Linked DNA regions of Mus musculus: region 2 is linked to region 1. A link is a contact called in ENCODE Hi-C or POLR2A ChIA-PET data. All regions are on one chromosome and are shown on one strand. Each heading gives the region's core, a stretch centred on a gene start or an enhancer-like site at or near the end of the contact. The rest is flanking DNA. Distances are from core to core; before and after follow the strand shown. Region 1 holds the start of B230208H11Rik (RIKEN cDNA B230208H11 gene). Region 2 holds the start of Stx11 (syntaxin 11).

Region 1 (2,730 bases), core at 91-2,590:
CCTCCGGTGCAAAGCTGGGTTGGTGGAGAAGTTCTGCAGCCCCGGGCAACAGCAGCAGTGCAGGCAGGGGGCTTCCTTTAGTTGAGCAAGTCTGCAAGAGATCTCTATGGCCTCATTCAAAATGAGGATAGGAACGCCTACATTACAGTTATTAAGAAAATTAACCGAGCCCCTGAAGAGTGGTACTCACTCTAAGCCTTTAACCCTGACATTTAGGAGGCAGAGACAGACAGGTCTCTGTGAGTTTAAGGACAGCCTGGTCTATATAGAGAGTTCCAGGACAGCCAGAGCTACATAGTGAGACCCTATCTCAAAAAAAAAAAAAAAAAAAAATCAAGCTAGACAAAACTGTGTGTAGGGAGCTTAGAGCAATGCTTGGGTTATAGAGTGCACATGTTCTCATGTTCTCATTTGCATTTAACACCCATTGCGTGCAGCTTCAGGCCTCTCTCTGATCACCTGGTGAGGTAATCACCCCATGTTACTGACCCCATGTTACATTCCACAGGCTGCCTCCAGACTCTAGCACAGTGTCCGCACAGAGAACAAGGCCTGAGGACCTAGGCTCTCTGGTGTACTTCTCTGAGTGCTTACCCTGGATGCCCTAAAGGTACTATTGAGGAACATGGTCAGGCAAAGGTCAGTGGAGTTCCCGCCATTGGGAGATAGACAGGAGCTGTCTGGATGCTAGAGTAGAGTTCCTTCGTAAGGAGTCCGGTCAGACTTAACCAGGACTCAAGAGAACCAAAAGCTGGGTGTTCCCTGGGGGTCACAGAGCTGTGAGAGATGGTAGAGCAGTTGGATCATTACAGTGAAACTGAGAAAATGTTTGAGGGAGCCACTGGGAGGTCTGAAACAGTGGGGCACTTTGTGAAACAGTGCATCCTAGGTTTACAGTCAAAGACTGAAGCCACCAGACCTGTATAAACCAAACATGGGGGTGGGTTAGGGGAGAGGGACAAGGTGGGACAGCCAGAGCAAGGCTCAGCCACCAGCTCCCTGCCTGCAGCTGCAGAAACACCTAGCCTGAACCCTGGGGTAGAGCCAAGGTTTTGAGGAACAGCCGAAGTAATGCAAATAAACCGCTGTACCCTAAATTGCTTTTTGTTGTGGGTGTTTTGTCCCAACAACAAAAGGGGAGCTAAAACAGGAGACAAGTTAAAACAAGAGTTTGCCCTCTAGGGGAGCTGTAGGGGTGGCAGGAATCCAGGAGGTCTTGACCCTGCATTTGAAGCAGAGCAAAGGGGACAGTGTCTACACAACCAGGGAGGGGGTGGGGGATTGGGCCACACTGCCCTGACCACACAGCTTTCTCCGGAACCTCCTCTTTCTCCGGAACCTCCTTCCGGCATGTGGTAACACTGGCGAGGAAGGAAAGCCGCGCGCGCACAGGTGCCGGGCCCCGGGAACCTATTCGATTTAGAAGAAACACACTGATGGTTGCCCTGCGGACCCGTGCCTACACCGCCCGAGGGACCCCTCCCACCTCCGCTCCGGAGCCCAGAAGTTAGCTGTGGAGTTTGTTTGTCGCGCCCGCGCACCTACAGTGAGCAAGGAGAGCCGGCGCCCGCCGGCCCAGAGCTCTGTCCCGCTCTCTGCTCCTGCAGTTCCTTCGCTGCCGCCGAGATCTCGGGGCGACAGTGAGCGGCGGCGGCGGCGGCGGCGCGAAACCCCGGCGGCAGTCTCCGAGTCTCTGTAGCCGGGTCGGGAAAGCGCCGCGCAGCCTGCGCAGAAGCATCCTCGAGTAACTGGGGAAAATGAGGACGGTATTGTGAGCTTTGTAGGAACAGCAAAGAGAAGAGAGCACGCCTGCACCAGGATGGCCGAGTGGTTAAGGCGTTGGACTTAAGATCCAATGGACATATGTCTGCGTGGGTTCGAACCCCACTCCTGGTAAAGTTGCTGTTTTGTTCCTTGCCGCGGTCTGTCAGTTGTTTTTAGGTCCAGAGCTTTTGGAAATTTAGAAGTCTTATTTCAGTTGAAAGAAATGTTCTTTAATCCTTAATAGGGCGCTGCTACAAGGCAGCCCAATTTCCCGCAGTGAAGCGACCGTGTCTCCAGGAACCGACCTGAGCCAGGCGGGAAGAGGCTCCCCGGAGAGGTCTGGTATTGGCTAACTTTTTGCAAAAGTACTTTTGCACAGAAGAAAAAAGAAAAAAAAAAAAAAAAAAAAAACAAGTCCGCTTTTGCCTTTCCTCTGTCCGCTCCCCACCCCCTTCTTTTTTCTTCCTTTCCCTTTGTTTTCTTTCTTTCCTTTCTTTTCATTTCCCCCCCCCTCAAAGTTTAACGTGTTCACATGCAGTCTTTCAAAAATGTACCATTTGACCATGAAGACCCAGAATTTGAAATATTTTCGATTTTTATCTTCTCCTATTTTCTTTGGGTTTTTTTGTTTTGGTTTGGTTTGGTTTGGTTTGGTTTTTGGTTTCTCGAGACAGGGTTTCTCCGTGTAGCCCTGGCTGTCCTGGAACTCACTTTGTAGGCCAGGCTGGCCTCGAACTCTCAGAAATCCTCCTGCCTCTACCTCCCAAGTGCTGGGATTAAAGGCGTGTGCCACCCTATTCTCTCCAAAAGTGTTTTTTATCAAAGCAGTCCAAGATCTTAAACACATTTTGTAGGCGTGGCTCAAGGAACTCCCCAGCCTTTTGAATAAGTTGAGACACTGATTAAATAAACCCCTCTCTACAATCATAAAACCTCGGAAACGTTGGTTATTACCATTGATCATTT
Region 2 (2,730 bases), core at 117-2,616, 41 kb before region 1:
GGTGGATCTCTGAGTTCGAGGCCAGCCTGGTCTACAGAGTGAGTTCCAGGACAGCCAGGACTACACAGAGAAACCCTGACTCAAAAAAACAAAACAAAACAAATGAAAAGCAAAACAAAACAGAAGGCTGGGGCATGGAGGAGAAAGGCCCCAAGGATAAAGTGTTACCTTTACCTGGCTTTAAGTATCTGACCTTGTGTATTGGGTGAACTGTGTGGCTGCTCTGTGTGTGGTAAAAACTACTTTCCGTCTCCTTTCCATACAGTCCTCTGTTGAGGTGAGGAGCAGGCTGGCCCACACTTAGAGTGCAGAGACAAGCTTCTTTTCCATGAAAGTGGAGTTTCTGCTTAAGTTGCCTGAAGTTGCTCTGCCCCGGAGATTTGTCTTTCTGGCCTTACCTGGCCTTACATTAGTAGATCGATTCATCGGTCATTTCACATTAGATGGATAACTTTGGGTTACCGTAACACCTTGTTCCTCAAATTCTTCTGGCGGTGGCTTCCTATCAATGCATATCATCTTTCTTTCTTCCTGTGTTCTTTTTTTAAGATTTATTAAATATTATTTATTATTATATGTAAGTACACTGTAGCTGTGTCTTTCAGATACACCAGAGAAGGGCGTCAGATTTCATTATGGATGTTGTGAGCCACTGTGAGCCACCATGTGGTTGCTGGGATTTGAACTCAGGACCTTTAGAAGAGCAGTCAGCGCTCTTAACCACTGAGCCATCTCTCCAGCCCCTCCTCTCATACTTTCTTTGTTTCTTGATGGCTAGCCTTCTACCTTGTTTGTCCAGCGGTTTCCCACCCCCTAGCCAGAATGCCCCTTTTCTGTTTCTGAGCCCCCAGTAGGGTGCCAGGCAACGAGGACAAGGTCGTGGCAATACTCCTGTGGGTGTCCCACTGACAGCAGGCAGGAAGGGGCTAGTGGAAGGCGGGGCTCAGTGTCTACGTGGTCCACAACCTCGGGTTAGGCAGTCGTGCGGGTCCCCGCTGGCGCAGCCACACCCACGCTCAGAAACGGTTTCTAGTGCCCTAGTTTCGGAACTACTCTGGACTGCAAAAGTCATCCGCGCTGAGGGGTTTTCCCGCGGAAAGTCCGATGGATCCCGCCCCGCCCATCTCTCCATCCCAGAGCAAGGAAGAAGAAAGAGCAAGTTCCCGGGTGGTCCACACCGTCGCCCGCAGCATCTCGGGGTGCACAGGAGGGGAAGAAGGCTCGTGCTTAGGTTCCCAGCAACCCGCAGCGTGGCGACCCCAGTCGGGACGGGAAGCTGCGCGCCTAGCCGAGGGCGTCCCCGGGGCGGGGCCCTGGTCCCCAGCTGTGCAGCCTCAGCGCGGCAGGGGCGGAGCCAGCAGCACCAGACGCGGCCCTGCGGCTCAGGGCTCGGACCCCGGCTGAGAAGCGCAGCCCGGGCCAGCAAGAAGCGGAGGGGGCAGAGCCGCGGGGACACGCCGCGGTGTCCTCCCGGCGTCCGGACGCTGGATCAGCGCCCCGCAGGATCACGGTTCGTTTTGTCCCGCGAGTCTGCTTAGCTCTCTAACTCTTTCGACATCGGGGACCCAGGTTCGGGGTTGGCTGGAGTGGTGGACCGCGCTGGCAGGGATGCTGCGCAGCTGCAGGTGGGTTTGGGGTGTGGTTCCCTCTGTGCCTCTAGGTACCTTCAGGACGAGGCTTTGGGTTTCTCACCTAGAGCCGAGAGCTTTTTTTTTTTTTTTTTTTTTTTTTTTTTTTTTTTTTTTTTTTTTATGTTTAAGAATATAATGCGTTATCAGAAGTGCTTCAGAAATGTAGACTGACTCTGAAGCTTCCTGAGGCAACTTCTGTTTTGAATTTTTGTTGTTTTTATTTAATGGAGGTGTTTTATTCAGTTCGGTCGCCACTTTCTCTAACACATCAGAATGGACACTTCTCCACTTGAACTTGACAGTATGACTCAGGAGCCAGGAAATACAGGAACACTGATACCGCGTTGAAACAGCTCCCACGGAGGATTTGGGGTAGTTTGTTTTAGGAAACCGATCTGATGGCTTTGCTTAGAGAACCACACCACGGAATTCTGTTGGCTTCTTTGGCTCCGCGAACATCAGCTGAGACCTGCGTTTTACTTCCTGTGACTCTCACACTTATTAGAGCCATTTCTCAGCAGAGGGAGGAGCTGTTGTTTCTACACGGGTATCCACAAATGAGTCACAAGTCTACTACAATTGCAAGGCTTTGTTAATACGCTTTTGAAAAGTGAGGTTGGATTCCTGTACTTTGAATAAGACCGAAGATTCAGTCTGGTACTGTCAAACTGGGGCAGGCGGCCTAGGAAGTAACTATTCAAGTTTTCAGTTTCCTAGAGCGCCTGATGGGACAACATGCCAGCTAGGGTCACTAGGCTGATCTGAGATAAACCCTTAAAATCATGTGCTTTCCCACAGAAGCTGAAGAGAAAATTAATTTCTTTATCCAATAACCATTTGGCTGTTGTTTTCACTAGTTGGTAGAAACTGGACATTTAATGAAGTGATTGTAAGTTACTCTGAAATTTAAAATATTTCAGAAAGTTTATTTTTACCAAATTAGTGCCTTAAAAAAAAACATATAGAAGCTTTTGAAGAAAGTAGATGGTTGCTGGAGCCAGACATTAAGATGCTGAGTCTCCCTGAGGCTGGATAAAGGCTCTAAGAAATAGACTTCCCTATCTAGGAGCTCAGTAGAGACAGGAATAACTGCATATCC

Evidence for each region. Hi-C counts contacts between places; a loop is a spot of excess contacts on that map. ChIA-PET counts read pairs that join two places held with the same protein, here RNA polymerase II (POLR2A).
Region 2: a loop to region 1 is called in a map of heart, with 4 times the contacts of the local background. The contact joins the promoter of Stx11 here to the promoter of B230208H11Rik in region 1. A Hi-C loop is called at or near these places in 9 of 37 maps with a recorded cell type or tissue (T-helper 17 cell, T-helper 2 cell, adrenal gland and 2 more). POLR2A ChIA-PET finds 5 or more read pairs at or near these places in 4 of 5 experiments (Patski and embryonic stem cell).

Annotation. Positions count from the first base shown.
Region 1 is chr10:12,921,737-12,924,466 of GRCm38, reverse strand. It overlaps B230208H11Rik (RIKEN cDNA B230208H11 gene), which reads left to right and starts at 1,340. Exons shown (of 3, transcript NR_038028.1): 1 at 1,340-1,893. n-TLtaa3 (a tRNA gene) reads left to right here and starts at 1,814; the gene lies at 1,814-1,896.
Region 2 is chr10:12,962,895-12,965,624 of GRCm38, reverse strand. It overlaps Stx11 (syntaxin 11), which reads left to right and starts at 1,366. Exons shown (of 3, transcript NM_029075.1): 1 at 1,366-1,625.